Regions from separate parts of the Homo sapiens genome. Here all the other regions are linked to region 1. A link is a contact called in ENCODE Hi-C or POLR2A ChIA-PET data. All regions are on one chromosome and are shown on one strand. The core of a region is the stretch at or near the end of the contact, and the rest is flanking DNA. Distances in the headings are between cores, read along the strand shown. Region 1 holds the start of PNPLA8 (patatin like domain 8, phospholipase A2). Region 2 holds the start of KMT2E-AS1 (KMT2E antisense RNA 1). Region 3 holds the start of IFRD1 (interferon related developmental regulator 1).

Evidence for each region. A loop is a pair of places that touch in the nucleus more often than their neighbours do. ChIA-PET counts read pairs that join two places held with the same protein, here RNA polymerase II (POLR2A). Pooled maps may share reads with other maps.
Region 2: a map of naive thymus-derived CD4-positive, alpha-beta T cell shows a loop between it and region 1 (12-fold over the local background). The contact joins the promoter of KMT2E-AS1 here to the promoter of PNPLA8 in region 1. A Hi-C loop is called at or near these places in 1 of 168 maps with a recorded cell type or tissue (naive thymus-derived CD4-positive, alpha-beta T cell), 1 of 37 single-sample maps with no recorded cell type and 10 of 50 pooled maps.
Region 3: a loop to region 1 is called in a map of ascending aorta, with 7 times the contacts of the local background. The contact joins the promoter of IFRD1 here to the promoter of PNPLA8 in region 1. A Hi-C loop is called at or near these places in 6 of 168 maps with a recorded cell type or tissue (CD4-positive, alpha-beta T cell, CD4-positive, alpha-beta memory T cell, CD8-positive, alpha-beta T cell and 2 more), 9 of 37 single-sample maps with no recorded cell type and 28 of 50 pooled maps. POLR2A ChIA-PET finds 5 or more read pairs at or near these places in 10 of 52 experiments (CD4-positive, alpha-beta T cell, CD4-positive, alpha-beta memory T cell, CD8-positive, alpha-beta T cell and 7 more).

What each region holds. Positions count from the first base shown.
Region 1 is chr7:108,524,263-108,527,397 of GRCh38, forward strand. It overlaps PNPLA8 (patatin like domain 8, phospholipase A2), which reads right to left and starts at 1,873. Exons shown (of 11, transcript NM_001256007.3): 1 at 1,767-1,873. LOC124901722 (a long non-coding RNA gene) reads left to right here and starts at 2,213. Exons shown (of 2, transcript XR_007060473.1): 1 at 2,213-3,135. RefSeq lists enhancers at 1-330, 1,010-1,970, 1,742-1,861, 2,152-2,491.
Region 2 is chr7:105,012,453-105,015,479 of GRCh38, forward strand. It overlaps KMT2E-AS1 (KMT2E antisense RNA 1), which reads right to left and starts at 1,689. Exons shown (of 1, transcript NR_024586.1): 1 at 1-1,689. It overlaps KMT2E (lysine methyltransferase 2E (inactive)), which reads left to right and starts at 1,753. Exons shown (of 27, transcript NM_182931.3): 1 at 1,753-2,083. RefSeq lists enhancers at 303-672, 762-1,301, 1,093-1,142, 1,463-1,582, 1,843-2,072 and silencers at 1,293-1,342, 1,693-1,782.
Region 3 is chr7:112,448,911-112,452,112 of GRCh38, forward strand. It overlaps IFRD1 (interferon related developmental regulator 1), which reads left to right and starts at 1,550. Exons shown (of 12, transcript NM_001550.4): 1 at 1,550-1,872. The coding sequence starts at 1,779. LOC128031837 reads left to right here and starts at 1,577. Exons shown (of 1, transcript NM_001414739.1): 1 at 1,577-1,735. The coding sequence starts at 1,577. The coding sequence ends at 1,735. RefSeq lists enhancers at 640-1,457, 1,458-2,275, 1,575-1,864, 2,105-2,154, 2,275-2,394.

The DNA.
Region 1 (3,135 bases), core at 623-3,122:
TCCATAATATTTCAGGATATTCACATGCCCACTGAAGTATATTTGGGTTTCAAACACGAAACTCTGGTTTAGGGAGAGCGACAGGGGTAGAGCCTTGAGTGCCACCCAGAGCTAGGAAGAGGAAGAAAAGACTCTAAAGGAAACAAAACAGGAGAAAAGCCACCCTGAAAAAATCAGGACACTGAAAACCAAGACAGGACCAAATTTTTTCAAGTAATGGATAATGAACAGAATAAAATACTTGAGTACTGCAGAGAAAGATAAGAACTAAGAAATGACTGGCCAGGTGCGGTGGCTCAGGCCTGAAATCCCAGCACTTTGGGAGGCCGAGGCGGGCGGATCACCTGAGGCCAGGAGTTTGAGAGCAGCCTGGCCAACATGGGGAAACCCGTCTCTACTTAAAAAAATTAGCCGGGTGTGGTTGCGCACGCCTGTAAATCCCAGCTACTCGGGAGGCTGAAGCAAGAGAATCGTTTGAACCTTGCAGTGAGTCGAGATCGCACCAAGGCACTCCAGCCTGGGCGACAGAGAGAGACTCCCAACAACAACAAAAAATGGCAGGACAGGAAGGTGTCTATGGCTCAGCATTCTAACTCTGACCTTTTTACAAATATATATTCCATGAGTGAAGCAATATGCAGCTTCAGCACAACCCCTCTAACTGGGGTAAAAAAAAACAACTCAAAGTACAGGCTGTTCTTGTAACAACTTTGCATGTGAAACAAGTGAATAGCTAAACTAGTGAAACTGGCCCTTTCATTCAACATCACTCATTAAAAGGGCGTTTACAAGATTTTAATTTAGTCCTGATATAGAAATAAAAAAAGAGATCAACATTAAGAAAAAGTTGATTATAATTACGAAATAAAAACATGTTCTTATATTGAAAGGACAACTAATTTGCATAAGCAATTTAACAAAATAGCTAAAATGGGCTTGATACAACTGCCTCACAAGGCATAAGCTCTTAATGTTTCACTGTTTAACAGCATTTTCTTAATACACTGAAACATTTGTCATTTTTGAACTCTCAGAAATTAGGACTGCAGAACCAGGATACAACTGTTTTGGAATTGAAAACAGTATTTTAAGCAGGATTATATGATAGTCCCTTATGTCACAACTCTCCTGAGTTTTTCCTATGAGTCACCATTTTAAAGTTATCATTGTATTAGGCGTGGAAAGCAGGTTCCTTCCAGCACAATGATAGAAATGACACAGGGATAGGAAGCACTGCAACACAGTGATTCATACACCTTATCCACTTAAGCAACAGCGGTCAAGGATAGAATCAAATGTGGATGGGGTCAGAAAGAGATTACTGACAAAAAATATCAGGCAGTAGAATCACCAGGTGCACACTGACAGTCGAGAATGATGTAGACTAGGGAAACCCTCCTGAGAGTGACCAGTTAACTACTGGAGAACACTACAGTCCAGGGGAAGGCAGACAGACTCTGGAAAATTGAGGAGGGAGTCGTGGGGATGGGACAGGGGGAGCAGGGCGGGACCTGCGAAACCAAATACGGTTTGCGCTTCTGGGGCAGCAAAGCCCACGGGGGCGGAGGGCGCCGAGTACCAATGAGCTCCAGGACCTGCGGGCTCCTTCCAGCGCCAGCTCCTCCCCAAAGCCTGGCGTGTCCCCACCCTCTCGCTCGGGAAGTGCCCTCCAAAGAAAGAAAGGACGACCCGGAGCGCCGGACAAGGGTCCAGAACGATCAACCAGCCTCCTATCGTCCCGCCCCTGTCCCCTCGCGGCTACTTACCGGGATGCAGGCCGCAGTCACTAGGGCTGCAGCGGCGACTCGCTCGTTCCCGGCAATGACGTCCACTCCAACCGGCCTGCATCAGCTGAGCTTCCAACACAAACACTGGCGCAGCAGCTAGGTCGCCACCCACTCAGCCCCGCCCCGCTCCGCCCCCAGCGGAAGTGACGCGCTAGAAGTTTGGGTCTACCCGCGGGCCGGGGTGAGGATTTTCCGCCTCGCTCAGGCCTCTGCCTCCTTGTCAATCTCCGTTCCTCCCCCGCCCCGAGATATGCGCAATAGAGCATGACGGAGCGCAAGGCGGGAAGCCGCGACAGACGTGTGTGCGTGCGTGCGTGCGTGCGTGATGCGCGAGGCGTGGCTTGCTGGTGGGGCGTGCTGTGCCTTGGTTGGTTGCCGGGTGTGAGAGCGGTGGGACTTCGTTTTGCCTTCCTGGGCGGGACCTCGGAGCAGTGTCCTGGTTTGCTTGTTTGCGGGCCGCTATTCCCTTTCAGCAGAGATAAGCCTCCCTCTCCGCGTCCCTGAAGCCCCTGCCTGCGCTGAGTTCCTTGGAGCTGGGGGCTGCGATACCAGTCTCTTGGAGGGTGGTGCCCGGCGCGGCCGCGCCCCTTTCTCTATATCCATTCCTGGGCATGGCCACCCAGACTAAATGTCACTCAAAAGCGAGTTGACATATATTACTGTATTGGAAGTTAGCATAAACCGCCCCACAAATGGTCCCACACGTAACACATCTTTTTAAAATTGTGGCATTTCATACGTACCACAGGGGCAAACTACAGCCCTCAGGGCAAATCCAGCCCACCGCAGGTTCTGCTGTACTAGGAGCTAAAAATGGGTTTCACATTTTTCAAAGGTTAAAAAAAAAGTTTTGCGACAGATGACAATTATATGACATTCATATTTGTGTCTGCTTTTTAAAGTTTCATTAGAACATAGCTTTGCATTCCTATACATGCTGTTAATTAAAGCTTTTATACTACAATAGCGAATTTGGGTAGTTGCAATAGCCCCTTACCCTCTTGAAGTGACCTTGCAATTACGTTGAGGTCGGGAAAACAGATCAGTTTCAACTAGTTATCAACCTCAAAATGTTATCAAGACTTATACTGTACTCTCAAGGCTTACCCACTACCCATGGGTATGTATGCTTTAGCCCCCTGTAAGGTTATTGTAAAGTCCTTAAGGAAGGGGATTCTTTGACCTGTCAAATGTAGTGGATGTTACCCTGATAGTTGTGTTGTTTTGATTTTTTTAAATCAAGGAGGGAAAGCCAGCTTGCTATGTTCTTGGGACACAGTGTCTGGATTATGTACATCATAATGCCTGGTAAACCCCAGCAGTGGATAAGCCAGACATGTTATTTAGC
Region 2 (3,027 bases), core at 439-2,938, 3.5 Mb before region 1:
CTAGTTGATTCCGAGTCCCACGTCAGGGAACTACCACCTTACATAAGTATACTTTGCGGGGAGAAAGGCAGATAAGAAAATAGGGCGCCAAACCTTCTCCACCAACAGCCGTCACACCCCACGAGGACTGTCCTGCGGGGGCTTTCCCCTGGGAGCCGCAGCTGTTCTGCCGTATGGGGGAGGGGAACGCTTTCCAACAGTCATCTCTTCCTCTTCAGGCCGCCAACGCCGACCGCACCACAGTCTCCTCCGCCCAAGCCCTGTCCCCTCCCCCGCCCCGGCCTGGGTCGGAGCCAAACCCCACAGGAATGCAGCCCGGTCACATGCGCTGCGGCGGTGGACGTGCCTCTCCCCCCGCGCCCCAAAGAGACCCAGCGCCATCTTGCCCTGACGCAGTTACAAAAGTCACGGGAGAAATCCTGTCTCCTCCTCCGCGCCAGCGCCCCAAAGTTTTGCAGAGGCCGAGCCGGGGCCCTCACCTCGCGCAGGGACAGTAGAAAATGGTCAGGGAAGAGCCTTGCGATTCCCTTCGCCACTGCTTGGGTTCCATATCGGCCGCGGCAGCAACGATCACCATCGTCACTTCTCCCTCTCTACCTTTGCAACAGCCTCCCCCTACGGCTTTGGCCCCACCCGCTGCTGCAGGATGAGGTCATCGCCAGCCAACCACGACGCGCCCGACAGGACACATCAGGCGCTGATTGGCTGCCGAGACCGCCTCTGCCTCTCCCCACTCCGCTTCCCCCAGCGCTCTGGGTCGCTGCGGGGCAAGGGGAAGACGGAAACCATTTCGGGGAAAGACCCCCAAAACAAGAGCCGGAATCGCCGTGTCATTTTAGTGGGGAAACCCTTCTTTTATTCTTTGGTCTCCCCCTTTTTTCTTCGAGATCACTGTCTGTCCCTCCCTCGTTTAATCACCGCCATATAAAGGAATTCCCACTCCCCTCCCCGCACATTGTCCCACCGGTGGGGAAATCCTTCCCCGAGGCCAAGAGAAGTATAGGAGGCAGCGACGGCAACTGCACCGACGGCAACGGCAGCTTTTTACCCCGAAGCACGGTGGCAGGGAGGCGGCGTTGACGGTGGCTGCATTTTTCCGGCTGCTTCTCCCCCCGACCTCTTCCGTTTCTTGCTCCTCCATCGAGACAGCACTAGACTCGCCAGCTCCGCTTTTATCCGGTGCCCGGAGCCTGCGCACTGGAGCCTCCTCAGCCCCTAGTGGGCGTCGAGTGACACCCCAACCGGGTTCACCCAGCGCTGGAGGCCAGACTGGGCTGGGGGAGGAGGGGGAGAGGAACGGGGAGACGGGACTGGGGTTGTTTGGGAGGGGGAGAAGGTGTATCGCTTTCGGAGGGTGACGGGAGGGAGTTCGTTCCCAAGCCCTGCTGTCCTTGTTCGTGCACCCAATACTGGCATGCCCAAGCTCACCTATATCCAGACTTGAGGGCCACTGGGGGAAAGGGGGAAAGAACCAGTCCCACCGAATACCGACACTTCCTCAAACCTTCGGTGGATTGTTGAATGCATCTGTTGTCAGAAAGACAGAGATTCCGTCCCCCTCACCGCCTCCAGTTTGCTATCTTCGAGCCTCCGCGGAGAGGCAACGGCGGGCGGCAGCCCACAAGCAAAATGGCGCCGGGCAGCTTCATCCCCTCCCCCTCTGCCCCTGCGGAGCGGGACGGGCGTACCCCGTGCACTTGCCGCCGCCGCCGCCGCCGCCGCGGCCGCCGCCGCCGCCGCCGCCATTTTCCCAGAGCGAGAGGCAGTGACACTGAGCGGGCGCAGGGGGCCGAGTCGGAGACCGTGCCGGAGTTCGGGAGCGGCAACAGAGTGGGCATAGACACTCCGAGCAGCCTCGCCGTCGTCTCTGCGTTCCTGTTGACTGCCTGGCTGCCCCCTCCCCTACTCCTCGGTTCCTGGTGAAGAGGCTGCGCGCTGCTGTTTGGGGAGGGGGTGTGTGGAGCCGGGTCCTGTGTCCGCAGTGGCTGCTGTCGGGGGGTCGCCTGTTCGCGGAGGTGCGGAGAGACTCCTTGGGGGTCGAGCACATAACGGGGTTCGGGTGTCTCGTGTGTGAACATCACAGGTTAGTGCCTGTCGTCTCCATGGGAGTTCCTGGGGCTTGCGGGGTTGGGGTACTTGTGTTTCAAGGGGGAGGGAGGTCTCTCATCTTTATCCTTAAGCTGGGGGAGCCGACGTTGACTCTCAGGTGTCTTTGCCGGCGCAAGACGTTGCTTGCTTAAATCGAATTTATTCTTTCTTCTCCCTGACCCTAGAAATGGAGCATTATGGCGGGTTTTAGGGTTGGGAAAGGGGTAACTGGCAGTTAAACCCCCTTGAGAGTGGGGGAGTTAGGGAGGGGGCGCACTCCTCATTGGCAGCGGGTTAAGGCCGCTTGAGTGAAGACGGAGGCTTGTGACTGTTAGTAGGGTTTGTGTCGAAGTGGTCCCAGGAGCTGCCAGCGCTCCCTTTTCTCAACCGCGTCTTGTTCAGGTGCTGAAAAGCCATATAGGCCCCATTTTCTTCTTCCATTTCTTGACGGGCAGTCTCTGGTATAATGTGCACATGAATACGAAGGGGGTAAGAAGAACGCCCTGGGCATCTCTCTTTGTGGGAGAGCGAGACAGCTAGCTCCTCATCCTCTCCTGGAGAGGGTAAACCCGCCCCTGAAGTGGTCACCCCAGTACCCAGCCTTCTCAGTCTCCTCCCCCACTCCTTTTGCATTACCGCCGTCCTTTACTGTGCCGGAGCCTTAGGATCTACAATATGGCTCATTTCAGAAAAGCTTATTTTGACCAAGGGATTGGCACAAATTCTATGGCAGCAGACACAGATGAGAAACAAACGGTTCACTGTGCTAAACGGGGTGGGGGTGAGAAAAAAACAATCCAGAGTGCTCTCTTCTACTGGCCTTAGTTCCGTATAGATCCGTCCTTGCTGGGCTCTGTCTTAAGAACGATACAATTTAAAGTCAAAGAGGAATCGCTAGAGTTAGCTCTAGAGTAAACCTCGTTTTGCCTATTTTGTTCC
Region 3 (3,202 bases), core at 300-2,799, 3.9 Mb after region 1:
AGAAGAGAGCCGTGTATTGGAAATGAAAAGCAGTCCTGTTTGGCTGAAGAACAAGAACTGTATGAGGAAGCAGTGAAAGATGAGGCTGGAAAGGGAGTCAGGGCCAGGCTAAAAGGGTTGGCATTTAAAGTTAGTCATGGGAGCCATGGAATGTTTTTGAGCAACTATTAAAGCAGGTGGATTAGTAAAATAGGGAACACACAAATAAATCTGGCAGCATTACTGTGCATGAAACATGGATGAAAAGACTGGGAGATCGCTTAAAATGCCCAGGCATGAACTGAGGTCACATGTGATCACAGAATAGGACAGGAATTTAAGAGTGCTATTTTAAAACTAATTGCTTTGCGGGTGGGGAGGGGGTGGTGCATCAAAGGGAAAAAAGACTATGAATTTGAGTTTTGGAATTTAACATATGGGAGGATAATAAATAGTACAGTGAACAAAGGGAAGACAGGAAGAAGGAAATATAGTATTCGTTTCAGAGATGTTGGGTTGAGGCACAAGTGGAACATTCTGGTGGAAATTTGCTACAGGCAATTGAAAATAGAATAGAGCTCAGCTGAGAGGTGGAGTGGCGGATGACTCACCTACATTGAGGTGAGTCAGGGACTTTGATCTGTCATAAGCATAGTATATGAACCTAATAACAGGCTCTAAATACTAGACAAATGTCCTAACAAGGAAGACAGAGATCTAGGAGTGCCTTGAGAAAAAAGGCAGCACTGCGATTATTGATCTGTATAACTTGTGTTTGTTTTACCAGCTGTGAAATTCTCAGAACTGGCAGGTAGTATTGTCAAGGGACACATTCTTGTATAGAAACCCACAACGCTGAATCGTCATATATTCCTAGTCTAGAATCTGAGATATACACGAACTCCACAACTAAGTAGACGAAAGCATCCCTTTTTTTGGGGGGGGGGGGGGATGGGGGGCACATAACCCTGAACCACGGTCCAATTACAGGTACAGTACTGATGATGGCTTAAGTAGTTCATGGAACTAGTTAAAACTAAAACCATGGAAATGTTACCCAGGAGAGGTAAGGCTGCGTGCCTGGCAGGTGCCGCAGGGAAGTAGGGGAAAGGTTAAGGAGAACACCAGCCTCCGGAGAAAGAGAAGCAAAGGTGATTGCATAGCTGCCAGCTGGAAGCCGACTCTCGTCATAGGGCATACTCGCCCCACTGTGCATCGCCGGTGCCTACCTCACCCAGTTCCAAGGCGGGGGCGCGCCGAGGCAGGGGTGGGGTCACCAGGAGAAAAGCAAGTGGGCAGAAAAGCCCGTTGGGAAGAGACGGCTGGGAGGAGGCCCCGGCCCCAGCCTTACTACGTTTCCCAGAATTCAGTGAGGCCACGAAGACAGGCTCCCTGGGCGCGGACGGAAGACTGGCCGCATGGGATTTGTAGGTAGGATCCGCGCCCCGCCCGACGGAGGCGTCCAGTGGGGAGGTGTGCAGGGATTGGTTGGGAAGCGCTCAAGCCCCGCCCACAGAGTGACGTCAGGTGGCGGTATTGCTACTTAAGGCGTCGTGGCCTCCCCTGCCCCGCCTTAGCTCCCGCGCTAGAGAGAAACATGTATCGTTTTCGATCACAGCTCTTCACGGGGATTTCTGCTGCCGCCACCGCCCACTCTTACCCCCGCCGCTTCTCGACTCTGTTGTTAGCCGAAGACTCGCCTCTCAGCCGCCCGCCGCACAGACGCACGAGTAAAAAGTGCAGCTCCATCGGCTGATCCTCGCTAAGCTCCGACTCTGGGCGGCACCGGGCGTCCCACGATGCCGAAGAACAAGAAGCGGAACACTCCCCACCGCGGTAGCAGTGCTGGCGGCGGCGGGTCAGGAGCAGCCGCAGCGACGGCGGCGACAGCAGGTAAGGGGTATCCCCGCCGCCGGCATCCCAGTTGCCGGCCAGGCTGGCGAGTCTTCCATGCTTCGGCACGGTGGGAGTTGTAGTTCTTTCTCTGATGTACACATTTGCATTTCCAGGGTGCGTGGTTTGGCTACTGAACTACAATTCCCAGCGTGCCCTGGGCGCTGCTCCTCGCGCGATTTAGATCTGGCGTGCGAACCGGACTCTTGGGCACCGGCCGTGGGGGCAGGGAGGAACGGGTCCTTGGGCCTGAGAGTGTGTCGGGACAGGGGCTGACCGGGAGCTGGGCGGGAAAGGAACCATTGTCAGAGTTCCTTTCTCGGCGGCGATCTCGCCCGATCTCTCCCCGACCACGGGTGGGGAAGAACGGGGAGTTGAGCCCGTGCCGTCACTGGCCGCCTTTGACACCCTGGCTCCAACATGGAGCTCCTGGGATGCCAGACGTCCGGCGGGTTTGGACGGGCTCTTGCGTCACGCGGCCTGGGCCTTGCGCGGTGGGCCCGGGGTGACGCAGAGGCGCTGGGGAAGCTTTCCGTCTCGCAGGTCCACCTGGCCAGGCGAAGGCGTCGGAGGCGGGGGGACCACTTTCTCCCCCCTAGGCTGTGCTCCTTCCCCTAACTGGCACCTGCAGAAGCCCTGAACCTCTAGCACCTCTGCGACCACCCGAGGCGACCTCCTGCTCACGGGGGGAAGAAACGCGTTCTCCTTTGTGCTGCATTCTATATGTTCTCTGCAGTGAGCCCCAGAGAGGCAGGGTGGTGAGGAGCTTAGGTTGCAGTTGGCTAAAAGTTGAGGTTATTGTGCCCTCGCTACGAAGTTGAAACTTTTCCTGGGTGGGATGAGTAGGTGCTTAACTGAACTTATGGTTTTCTACTTATTATATGGTTAAGAAAAAGGATTCCAATTGGAATTGGAAGGCCCTTCTAGGAGAGACCCCAATAAACTCAAATCGAGTATTAAATAACCTGGGTAATATTTTATTTAGAAATTTAAACAGGAGTTAAATATTGGAGTATTCTCCGACGTTATCACACTGGAACTATTAGCCATCAGGTATTTTTGGACACAGTTGCCCCTCTGCCACGGCTGCCACTCAGAATGATATGCCTTTGTTCACAAGAAAAGTAAATATGGGGTTATGTTGTTAAAGGTTATTGGAAACTGGCATTTAAAAAAGCTCAAAAACTCGTGATCATGTATTAAACATTTAATAATTGACCATAGGGAGGGATTCTTAAAACAGCAATTTTTTACATTTTTTAGGTGCCTCTTTATTTTGAATGCTCTCCATGTTGATGAAATTCATTCTTTATCAAGATGTAAAATATGT